Regions from separate parts of the Homo sapiens genome. Here region 1 is linked to region 2. A link is a loop called in an ENCODE intact Hi-C map of the cell type or tissue named here. Cell type or tissue: A673. All regions are shown on one strand.

Region 1 (8,000 bases), 210 kb before region 2:
AGGGTAAAGCCAACAATTTCAATAGACCAATTAATAGATATTTATTGAAGGTTGCTATAAATGGGGCACCATTCCTGGGTACTTGAGAGATACAAGATTTTCACTGATATAAATAATACAAATAAGAAAAGATAACCATGCGACAATCTCCTATAAGTGACATTTATCCCAAACTGACAACAGGATTGGAGCTATAGAGATTCAGAGAATCAACAATTGTATGTCCAGCAATTCTGGAATGCTTCACCGAGGAGGAGGGGTTTGCATTGTGTCTTGACAAAAATTCTTTGCTTGACCAAACATTAGTGAGGCTCTTAAATCTTCTTTCCCTAAGTCCATCTGTACACTTCCTTGTAAAATCAAGTTGAACAAAAACTCTGCTAAATTGGTTTAGCCAAAACCCCCCACCCTCCATATCTAATCCCCTTCCATATCTGATTGGGTTCCTTTACCATCCCCAGGTAATGTCTGATCACCCTGGCATCTATCTTCAGCAAGAGTCTTGTTTAGCCAGAGTCTCCCTTACCCTTGATGTCTCCTCTTAGTCATTTTCCATCCACCAACCCCCACCCTGCTCCTCGGCTATAAATTCTGAGTTGCCCACACTGTGTTCAGAATTGAGCCCAGCTCTATACTGAGCTATCTTTTCCCTATAGTAATAGTCTTGAATGAATTCTTTTAATCACTTTAACTCTGATTTTTCTTTGACAGTCTTGAGGAACACATGGAATCTAGTGAGGCATAGAGAAGGTAAATGGCTTTCCAGACGGGAGGGATGGTGTAAACAAGCATGGGAATGGGAAGGGGTCAGATGATTTGGAGGATGGATGCCTGGAGCAGAAGACATGGTACTCCGTAGGATGAAATGCCGATAGGTCATCAGGGGCCAGATGTGTAAACCCCGAGCACTCAGGTGAGGGGAATGGAATTTGTATAAGAGGCTGGGGCAAGACATTGGAAGCTTTGGCACAAAAGTGGAATGTAAGCAAAGTAGACCCTAAGAGGGTGAGTTGAACATAGAACAGACTGTAGGGCAGACCCATGATGTCGGAGGGCTGCTGGCTGACCACCTGCAAAAGGCAGACAATTTTTAGCCTTGGGGAAAGGTGGAGCGAAGGTCTTCAAAAGCGTCAGACTGAGGCTGATACAATTTGGCCTTACACCATGGCCTGGGAAACTGGTACCCTCTGTTCTGCCTCAGTTCCCCACAACTGCTCAACCCCACCTTCTGTCCATCACCTCCCATTCTGATTTCTCCCTCAGCTCGGATGTGCCTGGTTATCTCCTCACCCAGCCTGATCTCAGCCTCATGACTTGGCATTCCTTTCCTCGGCCACTTCCTTGGCTGGCTTCAGCCTCGACCAGAACCTGCCTCCATCTGTTACTCAGGTTTATTGAGACTCATGGCTCACAAGCCTGGCTGCCTCCCCTGGCTGCGTGCCTCATCAAGCCCAGCAGGAGCCAGGGAGACCAGCGAGGAGGTAATGGCCTTAAAAATAAATCATGAGAGTGTTGTGAGGGGCCTTCAATAGATCTTGATAGTGGGGCTTTAGAGGAAGGAACAGTTGCCATAAGTATGTAAGAAGTTATTTATTAAAAAATTTAAGGCCAGGCACAGTGGCTCATGGCTGTTATCCTAGCACTTTGGGAGGCTGAGGTGGGTGGATCACTTGAGCTCAGGAGTTTGAGACCAGCCTGGGTAACATGGTGAAACCCCATCTCTACAAAACATACACAAATTAGCTGGACGTGGTGGTGTGTGCCTATAATTCCAGCTACTTGGCAGGTTGAGGCAGGAGGATTGCTTGAGCCCAGGAGGTTGAGACTGCTGTGAGCCCAGATTGCGCCACTGCACTCCAGCCTGGGTGACAAAATGAGACCCTGTCTCAAACAAACAAACAAATGTACATCACTATTAGGATCCTAGGTAGATAGAGCTCTCTCTGATTAATGTATACTTTCATCTGATTTATAGTTTTTTTTTTTTTTTTTTTTGAGACAGAGTCTCGCTCTGTAGCCCAGGCTGGAGTGTAGTGGTGCAATCTCAGCTCACTGCAACCTCCGCCTCCCGGGTTCAAGCGATTCTCCTGCCTCAGCCTCCTGAGTAGCTGGGACTACAGGTGTGTGCCACCATGCCTGGCTAACTTTTTGTATTTTTAATATAGACGGTGTTTCACCGTGTTAGCCAGGATGGTCTCGATCTCCTGACCTCATGATCTGCCCACCTTGGCCTCCCAAAGTGCTGGGATTACAGGCGTGAGCCACCATGCACAGCCTATAGCTTTTATTTAAGAAAAAAAGGAAATAAAAGTTACATGCATTCACACGATTATTTAACAAATTATTATTGAGAGCCTAGATTCCAATAATAGGAATTCTACATCTTTACTTCTGGACGACTGAAAAAACAAAACCTTAAGTTTTATAGCATCTTGTACTTTACATAGCGTTTTCAAATATATTCACTCGACGCTGAGGACATCTCTGTTGGTAGGTGCTGTTATTTCATTTTTTTCAAGGGAAGAAAATAAAATTTGAAACAGTTTCCACTCAGAATGCCACCCACTAACGAACGGTGGGGTCTGAAACCTGGGCTTCCGACTTGCTGAGCAGCGCTCTCCACCGTAATACGGCTGCCTGCGGAACCGGCTGACCGGAAGTGTGGCTGTGGGTGGTTTACCGCCAGACTGTGATGGTGGCGGGGCACGGCTGCGTGACTGGTGAGTTGGTGAGGACGGGGCAGTGGACTGGGAGCAAGGCAGGCCCTGCCAGGGGGACTGACAGGCTCCAAGGTGATCTTCCTAGGAATGTCCACAGAGTGTGGGACCTGGCCTTGGCTGGGTTGGGTCCATTGTGTGGCTGCAATATAATCAAGTGGAGGACAGCTGTGATGAGACTGGGGGATGCTGCTGTTGGGGGAGTGTGCCCAGACCCCAGGGCAGCAAGGCCAGCTCTAGTCACACGGATTAATCAGGCAAGGCCCCTCATCTGCTGTTGAACATGGGCGCGTGGAAGCACCGGCTTAGGAACAGGCTGGCGCCGAGACGGATGCTTGAACGCTTCTATGGAGGCTGGAGGGCTGGGCTGGGGACGGCAAGGGCCCGGGTGCTGAGCTGAGCACTGACAGGCTTTGCTTCCCTTTGTGTTTTCTCACTTCTGTGCGCGTTAGGCGGGGTCCGGGCATTTACCTTGTTTTGGTTTGGTGATAATTCCCTCTCACAATCTGCAGCGACTGTTTTCTGTTTCATGGGCTTCCGGGTAAGTTGCTTGGTGGATGACCTGGTGTATTTAATTTACTGGGCTCTGACTCTGCAGAGGGCGCTAAATGCTATGGGCTACGGTGTTCAGAACTGGGTTCTGGAGCCCCCAGGAATCCCAGCAAGTGTGTTGCTACCAGAATTCCTTCTCTTCCTGTTCTTTTTGTTTCTGATTCCTAAGCCCCTTCAAGTCACATAGAGGAGGCTATTTGCCAAATTGTGTGAGCCCATTAGTATGTCAATCATGATACCTTCCAAGTGCTTGCCGCTTTGTACATTCCAAAACACTTTCATGCAAAGCAACCCTTGGAATGGTTTTAGAATTCCTGTTATATAGATTGGAAGATATTTTTATTTCCATTTCATACATTGGGAAACTGAGGCTCAAAGGCCATAACACAGGAGAGGCATAGAAAAAGTCTCGCTCCAGGCCTCTTGACATGTGAGCAAGTGCCCTGCCGGACATATGTGCTTCCTCCCTGGATTTTCATTAATTTTTTTGGAAACTTGGTATTGTCATTGAGTGAGCTGAGGTGGTGAGGGAGGCTTACTCTTGTCCTTTAACATTAGCTTTTCAATAATGCTGAAGATGATGATGATAATGACAAATCGCCTATAAGATATGCCCATTCAGAAGTCTCTTGTGTAGTTCCCAGCATTTCAAGGAATTCATTAAAAACTGACATGAACCCCAGGTGACCTCAGGTCTCCTAATGTGCCAATCATTCATCTAAGGAAACAGAACTAAATTACTTGTACCTGAAAGAAAGCCTTTTGCAAAACAAGAGTATATACGCACTCTCACCGGAGCCCAGCAGTTACATTCAACGGTGGCAGTTATTATAAATGGCTATATTCCTACGGCAACCCTGGAGAAAGAAAGAAAATTGTGCAACCAATTTAATGAGGTGTGTGTGTAAGAGGGATGGTTAGCAATTTGTCTTTAACAATCTTGTTATACAGCAAGAGGCTCTAAGGGGAAAGAGAGAAAGAGAGAGACCGGGAGTCAATGCTCTATTTTCTAACAATTCTCAAGAGAGAGGAGATAAAGACCAAGAGAATTCACTGAGCAAATGTTTTCTTTGTGGCAACAAATGCAGGCTTCGTGCTTGCAGAACCACTAGGCACTATGTAACGAGAAGGGTTATAAATCTGGATGTAACGAAGGTTTCACCCCAGTGGTAATAGAGTTAGAGGGTGAAAGGTTGCATCTTGTTCAACCTTCTCTGGAATCGTTTTCTATAATGCTGGCAAGTAATTTTGTGGCATTTCTGGATGCTTAACTGAATAAAAAGAAATACTTATTTGGTACTGGAACCACTATTAGCAAGGTGGGCAGTTGAGAATCTACCTAAGTATCCAGTAATGTTAAAATGAAATGGCAGAAAACCATTTTAATTGCATCATCTAGTGCCTCTAGACATGTGGGCACTTGTGTTCCCGGTGGTGACACACAATATGGAGAGATATTTAATTGGGCACTTTTGAAAAGAGAGCCCCTCTCAACAGGGACTACATCTTGGGCTTGTGCTTAGAAGACATTCAGCTCAAGAGCTGCCCTGGTGCACATTTCCTCTGCCCCTTTGGTTGCCTTTAGGTTCATCAAGTTCTAATTAGTTATTCTTTAGTTAATTCAGAAATGAAACCTTTATTGAGCAATTACTATGTTTCTGGCCTTATTCTAGATTCAATGATGTTTAGAAAGATTTTTACAACACAGTTTGCTGTTAGTCTAGACTTTTTGCTCCCTAGTGAAAGGGAACTTTTGGCAGCATCAAGAGGTAATTCAGTAGGATTCTATCTCTTCAACTTCATAATCTCCATTGTTTCCCAAAACCAATTCTAATATTAAAAACAATACAATGTTTTATCAACGTTAAGATGCCCTCTATTGTTAAAAAAAACTGTTATTTTATGTACCACTTGCATAAAGAAAAAATATCTAAGATGGGAGGTCTAATAGGAGACCTCTTCATAGGCAGGACACCAAAGAGCTACGCACTCGGTGAAAGGGGTAAGGAAAATTCTCCAGCAGGGCCAGCAAGGAAACTTGCATGTCTCAGCCTTGGGCCTCTGCAGAGGGAAGAAAATACAAGTCTCTGTGAGAATCTGAGCCATAATCTAATACAGATGGAGCATCCTTAATCTGAAAATTCAAAATCCTAAATTCTCCAAAATCCAAAACTTCTTGAGCTCCAACATGATACCACACGAGGCAAATTCTACACCGGACGTCACACAATAGGCTCCAGTCAAAATGTTATCAAAACTGTTTTGTGTACAAAACTATTAAAAATAATGCAGAAAATTACCTTCACACTGTGTGTCTAAGGTGTATAGGAAATGAATTTTATGTTTAGATTTGAGTCCCACTCCCAAGAGATCTCATTATGTATGTACAAATATTCCAGAATCTGAAAAAATCTGCAAAGCAAAACACTCCTGGTCCCAAGCATTTTGGAAAAGGGACACTCAACCTGCCAACCTGTAGTCACACAGGTCTAAAGTCTGAATTTACACCATTGGTGGGGTCCAATAATTCTCAAGCAGAGAAATCAATTTCCAGTGGGCTTAAGTAAGTTTGGCAGAAACAAATGCAGAATCCTTTCTGGAAGAATTCGACTTCATTTCAAGCCCACAGATTATAAAAACGTATTGATTACGTGATACACTCTGATTTTAGGGATTATGAAAATGTGAGAATAATGTGCATCTAAGAATTGATGAACAGTGATAGTAATAATAATGCTTTTCATGACTAGTATATTAATATAATTTTATGTAATTATTATTCTTTCCATTTGCTATGGACAGTGAAATTTTTCTGAATCTTCTGTAAACTGTGAATAAAAGCATTTTAAGAATTTTCTTGGCTGGGTATGGTGGCTCACACCTGTTATCCCAGCATTTTGGGAGGCTGAGGTGGGAGGATTGCTTGAGCTCAGGAGTTCAAGACCAGCCTGGGCAACATAGCAAGACCTCCTCTCTACAAAAAACAAAACACAATAAAACAAAGCCCCCCAATCCCCCAAACTTTCCTATGTTTATTGATCTGTAATCAACAAGCTTGCTATTCATATTCAGTTCTAAGAAAGTCCCATAGTCTCTCCCCAAATTAGATTGCCCTCCAAAGACCTTCCTATAAAGAAATGAGGGTACCCCAGCTGAAACCCAGTTCTAACCGACTTAAACAAAAAAAGGAAATATATGGTTCATGTATCCACATAAGTCCAGGGGTTAGATATGGCTGGATCCAGACACTCAAGTGTTCTCATCCAGACCTTGTAATTGCTCATCTCTTTTTTCTGCTTTCTCCGGTGCTGTGCTGGATTCAGAGCTTGGCTCTACATGAGGCTTTCAGCACCCTTGGGCCTAAATCTTCATCCCTGTTTGCAGTCTCAGGAGAAAGCAAGGTTCTCTTTTCCACTTCCATCAAAGACCTCAGAATTGAGTCTCATTGTTTGGTTGGATCATGTGTCCATCTCTGGTACAGGAAGATCATGAGTTGGATCCTGTGTCCATTTCTGGCATATGAAGAAGGTTTTGGGTACCCCCAAGTCATAGGGACTGAGAGTGGAGAGGAGTGATCCTCACCAGGGGTGCAATAATCAGAACAAGGGGACTTGGATGCTAATCAAGATGGAAGTCATGAGTTGTATGCTGGAAACAGTGGATGTCCTCTACATGTCCTCCTTGTCCTGGAGGAGGTACAGTTCACTTGTGGGCATACCCACAATGAGGTAAAATGACAACTCAAGATGTCAACTGAAATTAAAGATATCTCTGTGAGAGATGTGACAAGGTTCTATGTAACAGATGCCACAAGAAGTACCACTGTAAGAGCTAAAAGAGGAAGAAGTGCCTGGACTAGGGTAACTGGGAACACCTTGTGGAAGAATTTGACAGGAGGAGAGGATGTGGTGAAGGATGAGGGAGAACCAGAAGGAAAAGAGTAAGAACAATGGTGTGCGGAGGGATAAGCAAGATCATGGTATCCTAACTCTGGAAAATTGGTTGACTTTGTGTGTGCCTAGTGTTCTGTGGACTCCTCAGCTTGTGCTCAACCCCTGCTTCTATTCCTGGACAGAGGACATACTCTCCAGTGAACAGAAGAACTCCCTCAGTCTGGAGAAGTCCACTGGGATGAAAAGATTCCTAGATCTAATTCTGATCCTGTCTCAAACTAGCCGTGTGACTGGAGCAAGGCATTTAATTTCTTTTGGCTTCTGCTACCTTATTGGAAAATAGTAATGATTTACCTGTCACATTTGTCTCACAGGGTTGTTGTGAGAACCCAGAGTAGTGTTTGTGAAGGTGATTTGAAACATAAAGTTCTGACGCAAATGTAAAGCATTGTCTATGGCACACAGACTAGTGTTGGTCTAATTGAAAGCTTGTACTCTGCTTGTTTCACCTTTTATTTTTGTTAGGGACTTTCTATAGATTGTGAAAATAAGCAATAAATTTATGTGGGTTACTAGAATTATGAAAATGGAATTTCTGATCCTGAATTAACCAGCTTTCCCCTGAGCCAGTTTATCTACGGCAGGTAGGGTATCTCTATGCTGTAATAAAATTTCCTTCCTTCCTTCCTTCCTTCCTTCCTTCCTTCCTTCCTTCCTTCCTTCCTTCCTTCCATTCATCCAATATTTGTTGAGTTGGGCACATTACTTAGCATATACGTAGAATGGAATTAAGACAATTAACTTAGAATCGCTTTGCATATTATTGCTTTATTTGTTT
Region 2 (8,000 bases):
TCTCTGTACAGGGGAGCTTCTTCTTTCTTTCTTCTCCCTTCTTTCTTGCCTATTAAACTCTCCCTCTCTGCTCCTTAAACCCACCCCAAAAAAAACAAAGTAGTGATAAACAATATGTAAACAGACCAACGTGGTTGTTTAAAGCAGACCAATGTGGTCATTTTATTTATGGTATTCATTATGAGACTAAAGTTTTATTTATGAATACCAAAATTGAATTTTCATATAATTTTCATGTGTCATAACATATTATTCTTTTGATTTTTTCCAACCATTAAAAACTGTAAAAACCACTTAGCTCACAGGCTGTACAAAAACAGGCAGAGGGCTGAGTTTGGCCTGTGAGCCATAGTTCACTAATCCCAGCATTAGAGCATCTCAATCTGTAACCTGTATTTCTTAGCTATTCTCTCCTATTGTTCCCTGGATTTCTCTGGGGTTTGTTCTGGATGAATTCCTCAATAATATCTTCCAGTTCCAGAATTCTACTCTTGATCTTGTCCAGTCTAGATTTTAACTTGCCTTACAAGTTTCTTTTATAATTTCTGTGACTTTATTTTTCATTTCCAAGATTTCTAATTGGTTCTTTTGCAGACTTACATGATCTTATATTATTTCTGCCTGTTCTTGTTTCACAGTTTGTTGTCTCTGATTTTTGTGTGCGTGTGCATTTTTGAGACAGAGTCTTGCTCTGTCACCCAGGCTGGAATGCAGTGGCATGATTATAGCTTACTGCAGCCTAAACCTCCCGGACTCAGGCGATCCTCCCACCTCAGCCTCTCAAGCAGCTGGGACTACAGGCATACACCACCATGCCCGGCTAAGTTTTGTATTTTTTGTAGAGATGTTGCCTAGGCTGGTCTCAAACTCCTGGGCTCAAGCAGTCTACCTGCCTTGGCCTCCCAGAGTGCTAGGATTATAGTCATGAGCCACCATGCCTAGCCTTTTTTCTCTTAAATAAAGGCTATTACTTCGTTTTTAATTGAGTACTTTAAATACGCTTATTTTAAAGTCTTTGTTATGCTGTTCTATAAAATCAATTTTATCTGGCATGAATTCATACTCCTATTGCTAATTTTTAGCTACTTTTCTTAGCACTAGATTATCTAATATATTTTGGAATTTTGTTATAGAGACTCATTTTGAGTGGGCTCCTCCCCCTCCCCTCCCCTCCCTACCACAGACACAGAGACACACACACACACACACACTCACACATACACACTTCTCTCCCTTAGTGATCACCTCTCCTTGTCTAGTGGGTTTGTGGCCTCCGCCTTACCCTCCTCCGTCTGCCCTAAATTTAGGATCAGATCTTGTAATAACAGCATTTTAGTCTTCTCCTTAAGATAATATTAAGAGTGTGGCAAAGCCAGGCACTAAGCCAGTGGATGGATGGCTTAGCTCCTTTCTTGTTTGTGAAGCTGATTATATCTCTGCCTAGCTCCATGGGCCCATATCCCTAATGCTAGGCACAATGTGGTGGTAGTGTCCCTCCCCGACTTTCAGTTTCATTTTGTCTACAGGGCAGCCTCACACTAGTCCCTAGCTTCAACCTCTCATTTAATATGGAGCTGGGTTCCTGGCTCTGATGCTTGCTTCCAGACCTGGAACCCTGTTGGCCAGTTGCTATAGCCAAGCCCACCACTTTGCATTTCTGGCCCAAGAATGTTTATCCTACTACTGAGCTCAGTTATGTCTTTGGATGATTTCTGAAGATTTGGAGAGAGGGATTGCATCAAAGTTTCTCACTCTGTATCATCTTGACCAGAAAAAAATTACTGGTTTAACTGCCAGAACGTAAGCAACTTGAGTGTAGAGCATCTGTCTATCCTCTTGGCCACTATATTGCTGGTATTAAGCATAGAATAGCTACTAAATTAATGTTTCTATAATAGATGACAAAGAAATAATATAGATAATTAATGAACAATCTAGATATGTATTAAAATCAAATCTTATTCTTTATGCAAGTTGCATTTTTTTAATGACAAGCATAATTAGGACCATACTTACTCATCCATTTATCCCATGTATTCAGTGCTTGCAGGAGATATTTGTGGAAGTAGGGCAAGCCCATGTATTCATAAGTTACTCTTCTGCTTCCTATTAGCATTAGTCTTTGCACCTGTGAGAAAAATAAATAGAACAATGTAAATTTAAAAAATGCCAATTATCACTTTCATTACAACATTATTATGCTACCAGTAAGGTAAAAATAAAGGGAGTTGACGCAATGACAGAGGCATTTCTTGATGTTCAATTACCTGCTCTTGCCATATTAGAGGCATGCATCAAGACCTTAAGTGAAGTTCTATCATTTCTGTGCTTTATAAAGTTGCTTCCTGTTTTAGTTCAAAAGCATTTATGTAACATGCATAACCAGGTCTTGAACCCCATGTCAAGACCTCTGTGAGTGTAGCAGTCCTAACTGTCTACTTGGGTAAATGGTCTCCAACTATCCCCATTGGCATACTAGCGTTGATGGATTCTAGAGACTAGAAGCCTGGTAGACTGGCAAGAGAAGACCGCATATTAAGTCTAAACCCTCTGTTCTCCCTTCTTTGTTTAATTTGGCAAGCTTACAGAAACAAATGGTTCTTCTGAATTCTACTCTTATTGGGTCCCAGAGAGTAAGGAGTTGCCACTTATGTTGAGAACTTCTCAACACATTGAGAGACAGCTGCATTTCTTGGGTAAGGGTTACAGTCTGTCTACTGTTTGTGTCTCTGTTAGGTGTGGGTGGAGCTTGTTAAGTCCATCACAGGGGAGATTTATCTAGCAGAGATGCAGCAAATATGTGTTAGGTATTATTATTAAGAGCTAGTTTGCTCCAATTCTAAGCCATGCTAAGTGCTGAAGAACAATTTATATTGCCAGCTACAATAGTAATATTGGGAGCTTACTGAGATGGCAGAGTAATCTTGTTAGCTATACTACTTTTCTATATTGAAAACATAAAGTACTCTGCATCAAATCATACAATCTACATTTTCCCTTTCTCTCTTTGATTATGAACTATTACTATGCTTTGCCATAAAATATGAAAGTTTTACATTTTGATAGTTTTTCAAACACTGATTTTACTTTCTGTGCAAATACTTCATATCTTTCCAGCATAATTATTTAGCAGCCTTTTCGGGTTAATTATTGTCATTAACAATATGAGTCCTATGAGGGAATATCAATTAAAATACGCACAGCTGAACTTTCAAATGAGTAAATAATTTAGTTTTGGAAAATGACTGGAAACAGCAGGGTAACAGTCAAAAGGGGAACAATTATTTTAATGCTTATTTGACAAATGAGTCATTTTTACAGCAAATTAGATTCTTATCATAGCACCCCTACTGGTTACCACAGGAAAGCTGTTAACATGAGTTTTTAAAATAAAAGCTGTTAAGTTATGCATGCAAAGTTAAGGAAATCATTTGTATGACGAAAAGGTGATTAGGATATGCATTGTTAGCTGATGGAATACTGCCACTGGGATCTAATTAGGGCCATAAATCAAGCAAAATGATGTGTGTATATAGGGCTTGAAACATCAGAGTGATGTGTGCCATTGACAGTGAGATGGATGACTTCCCCCACCTCTGACTTTCATGGCTGTCCTTGTCTTTGTGCTGGCCAGACCCTAAAGTCCTACTTGAAGTAGGATGGAGACTGAGCCATGGGAATTTCCCACTTGTAAAGGATGCCATGAAGGTCTCCAGGATGGACTGTCATTTCTTCCCATTAGGAAAAAGCTCAGGAAAACCAGAATGGTGGCCTTTAGGATAAATAGCTTTGAGATGAGTTCCAACTTGTGCTTTGTCAGCTTAACTTACTTTTTAAAATTTATTTTTGACTCAGTAATTTTTAGAAGGGAAGAAGAAAGGAAACAAGGATGAGAGAAAGAAGGATGAAGGAAGGAAGAAGGAAAGGAAGGAAGGAAAGAAGGAAGGAAAGAAGAAAGAAAGGAGAAAAGGAAGGAAGGAAAGAGGAAAGGAAAGAAGAAATGAAGGAAGGAAGGAGGGAAGGAAGGAAGAAAAAAGGCAGGCATTTACAGAACCCATGTATTATTTCCAAGATATAAATAGTACTTACTCTAGGCCTCATATCTTGAGTTCAACCCAGAGTTGAGGCAAAGCCTATCTGTAGAGTTTTTGGAGTTCTGAAAGTAGATGCACACATGCATCATTTTCTAGCTTTTGCTCATGTGTTTGAATTGCTTACCCCATCATGCCATGGACATCATTCTGTGTCAAAGATTGAAATCACTTTTCTCGACCTGTGTGGGAAGTTGAGTGGAGTAAATTGGACAGAGGCTGCCTACTAGTCATAAAAATCAGGCTCCAAGAAATGTTCTAGGGAATCAGACCCCCAGCCAAATTATCTAGGCCAATCCCAGACCTGTAGTGTCAGCATCACCACAGGACTTGTTAGGAATGCATTCTCAGGCCCACCCAGAACTACTGAGTCAGAATCTCTGGGGATGAGGCCCAGCCATCTGTGTTTTCACAGATTCTTTAGTTGATCCTGATGCATGCTCAAGTTTGAGAAGCACTGATCTAGGCTAGTCCCTGGAAGATCTAAACTGACACTAATTCTTTCAGATGATTATAAAAATTATTCCAAGAGCTCATCAGGACTTAAGTGCCCTTATGAGACATCAACCCTAATACACTTCACTTCCCTCTGCTGTTTACTGCTAACTATAGGTGTGACCATACATCTTTAGCTTAATGTTTCAGGGTCTAAACTTTTCATGGGGGAAACAAGGGAGGAAACTTTGCCTACAAGGAGGCAGAGTTTTGGACTGATTAACTTGCAACTCTGTTACAAGTTAAAAGTCCTTGATTTGTCATTTTGAGTATGGCTGGGAAGATTACAACACAGCAAGAATACATATCAAGAGACACTTTCATTACAGTTTTTTTGAACTCTCTAAAAATTGTCACTCTGACTTATTTCCCCCTTGTGAATTTTCTGTAGAGAGACCTTAACTTCAGGCTCTGATCTTTGCTTGGTAAACATCTACACTTCAAGTTTAAAGAGTTTACTTTCAAGGAGGACACACTTATATCAGCTTTTTGAGAGCTCTTAGCCTTGGAACTAAGTAGCTCTGTTCCTCCCTCCTCACATTGCCCCACCCAGTGGGATTTTGACTTCATCCCTTTCTCATCATTGAGAAATATGATGCTTGTGTCTGTCTTGAAATTCGGTCCAAATCACGTTCTTTTATTATGAGCTTTTTGCCTCCCACCTAATGCTAGACTTGAGTAGTTTCTGTTAACTATTTGGTGTTGACGGAATGAACTTCCCCACCCAATAATTTCACTAAACCAGTTCTGCAGAAGCTCCTGGCTCATTGAGATGGGGTTGAGAGATGGGGATGAGGGAATGGAGGGGTCAAGTGAGGTGTATAAAATTTTTAGCAGCTGCTAACCTGGGGGAGGCAGGGATGTAGGAGAGAAAAATTTATCAAGGCCCCAGCAGAAGAAGGTGGACATGGGGTAACATTTTGGAAATGCTTATTTCGGGGAGCAAAGTTTAGGAGTATCTAACTCATGTCTAATTTTGCCTTGAGGAAGGCCATGAAGATCATCTTTATTTGAGCTTCCAAGATGTGTCACTTCTCTCACATGACCTCTCTATAGCTACCACTATTTTCCCCAATGTCTTAAAAAGAAAAAAACAAACTATTTTTCAAAAGAATCAATGTGTTTCTAGTTAGCTAGCACAGCATCAGCTAGTCAAAGACTTTTATTTCACAGATGGGGAACTAGACAAAATGAAGGCCACATGGCTGGGCATAAACTAGGCTGTCTGACTCATGGCTCAGTGTATCACAGGGGCTTCCAGCACCTGGCAAGACCCCATGGTCACCATCTGTATTAGTCAGTGTTCTTCAGAGAAACAGAATCAATGGGATATAGAGAGATACATATTAGAAGAGATCTATTATAAGAATTGGCTCATGCAGTTATGGAGGCTAAGAAACCTCACAATCTGCTGTCTGCAAGCTGGAAAACCAGGAAAGTTGGTAGTGTCATTCAGTCTTAGCTGAATCCCAAAAACCTGAGAACCAGGAATGCCGATTTCTGAGGGCAGGAGGAGATGGGTATCCCAGCTCAAGCAGGGAAAGCAAATTCACCCTTCCTCCTGACTAGTCAGGTCCTGTTTAGTCACGTCCTCACTAGATTGGATGATGCCCACCTATATTGGTGAAAGGAATCTTCTTTACTCTGTCTGCTGATTAAAATGTTGATTTCTTCCAATCACCCTCACAGATATATTTAGAAATAATATTTTACCAGCTATCTAGGCATCCCTTAGCCCAGTCAAGTTGAAACACTGCACCTAACTATCACGCAATCATAGTAAGTATCATTTAGATGATTGAATCCCTAGAACAGCCCTAGAAGGTAGTTCTTACCACACAGAAGAGGGACTGAGGTTTAGCGATCTTATAGAACTCTCCCTTTGTCACACAGCTGGTGGATTATAGAGCCTGGACTTTGACACCCTCTAATGACCCTAAAGCCTGTTCATGGGACTGCGTCATTGTGTGTCCATGTGGATGATGGCTTCTAGATAAAATGAGCATCACAATTCGTTTTCTCAATTTTTCTGTTAATTTCTAGGCCTCATACTTTAGAATATATATGCTCGATCATGACTAGTAGAATGTGAAGGAACAGTTTTAAGGACAAGAGTTGTAGAAATTCATACAATTAAAGATTAGTCCAGTTAGAACTCCTTGTATGTACATAAATAAAGGTAATTTTAAAGACTCAGTTCTTCCTCATCCCCCAGGAGATTTTCCCCACAGAAAGGACCCTTAGAGGTTCCATGTTTCTACATTTGCAGAATTCTTCACTTACTCTGGCTTTCTTTGGAAGGGATCTGACATAGCCACATATATTTAGTATTTTACACAGGATCCTGCTTTGACAGGGAAGTCAGAATTCACAGATAATTCTGGTTTATGTTAAAACATGGACTACTGTTAGAATTGTGTTAATTTTCAGCACCCCAGGCAGACTGAACCACATCCACTCTAAAGACCTTGCAGACAGAGGTAGTGCTCTGGCAGCAGCTCAAGAAACCAATAAACACTGGGAGAGACATGATTTGGATTTGAGGAAGCCATTCAAGCCTAGGGCCTTAGAGTGGCCATGAGAAGGACTGTGTCCCTCAGTGTCGTTCTGCTTCTTGGTTCTTGCTGTCAATTTCTGCTCAACTCAGGCCACACCTCCCCCATGGAGACTTCCAAGATCATATGAACACTATGACCAAAGTATTGGAATTCTTTTTTCCTTTTGTTTCTCCCCTTCCTCCTCTCCTTTCTTCCCTCCTCTCTTCCTTCCTCTCCTCCTTTCCTTCCTTCCTGCCTCCTCCCTTCCTTCCCTCCTCCTTTCCTTCCTTCTCTCCTTCCCTTCCTTCCCTTCCTTCCCTTCCTTTCTACTTCCCTTCCCCTTCTCCTTCCTTCCTTCCTTCCTTTCTTCCCTCCCTCCCTTCCCCTTCCTTCCTTCCCTCCTTCCTTCCTTCCCTCCCTTCTCCTTCCCCTTCCCCTTCTCCTTCTCCTTCCTTGCTTCCTTCCTTCCCTCCCTCCCTCCACCCTTCCTTCCTTCCCTCCTCCTTTCCTTCCTTCTCTCCTCCCTTCCTTCCTCTCTTCCCTCTCCCTTCCTACTGTCTTTCCTTTCCTTTTGCCCAGTTTCTGGTTTTGTCTCTTCTCTTTCTCTTTTTCCCGCTTTCTTAATTTCATTGGGCTTTCAAGAATTTCTTGTTTTTAAAATTCCACACTGAAGAAATAGTTTGTCCCTGCATAAACAGCCCCAGCGATGAGAGTTCAGCCCACGAGAAGTGGAGCTGTTGGTATGGGTCCACTAATGAACAGTTTAATTATGAGAGAACCCATTACACTAAGAGTGTCTCAGTGGTCCGGACGAGTGAATGCTGGCTGATGTTTGGAGTGAAGCAGACATGTCCACTGGGTGAGCCCCATCTGTAGT

Evidence for each region. Hi-C counts contacts between places; a loop is a spot of excess contacts. Peaks named below come from ENCODE experiments on the same cell type or tissue, not always from the same donor. Only the 100,000 strongest peaks of a DNase experiment are listed, where the experiment ranks them.
Region 1: a loop joins it to region 2, with 2.1 times the contacts of the local background. A loop is called at or near these places in 1 of 110 quality-filtered maps.

Annotation. Positions count from the first base shown.
Region 1 is chr2:65,787,415-65,795,414 of GRCh38, forward strand. LINC02934 (long intergenic non-protein coding RNA 2934) reads left to right here and starts at 2,661. Exons shown (of 6, transcript NR_187141.1): 1 at 2,661-2,720. RefSeq lists an enhancer at 2,404-2,904. In A673, a CTCF peak has its summit at 3,336 (motif pointing right); DNase peaks (open chromatin) are centred at 3,427 and 7,797; H3K27ac peaks cover 5,208 bases.
Region 2 is chr2:65,996,645-66,004,644 of GRCh38, forward strand. All of the region lies in intron 2 of LINC02934 (long intergenic non-protein coding RNA 2934), which reads left to right. Among named protein-coding and RNA genes, the nearest start is that of LINC02934, 210 kb to the left of the region's middle. In A673, a CTCF peak has its summit at 3,338; DNase peaks (open chromatin) are centred at 2,687 and 3,447; H3K27ac peaks cover 876 bases.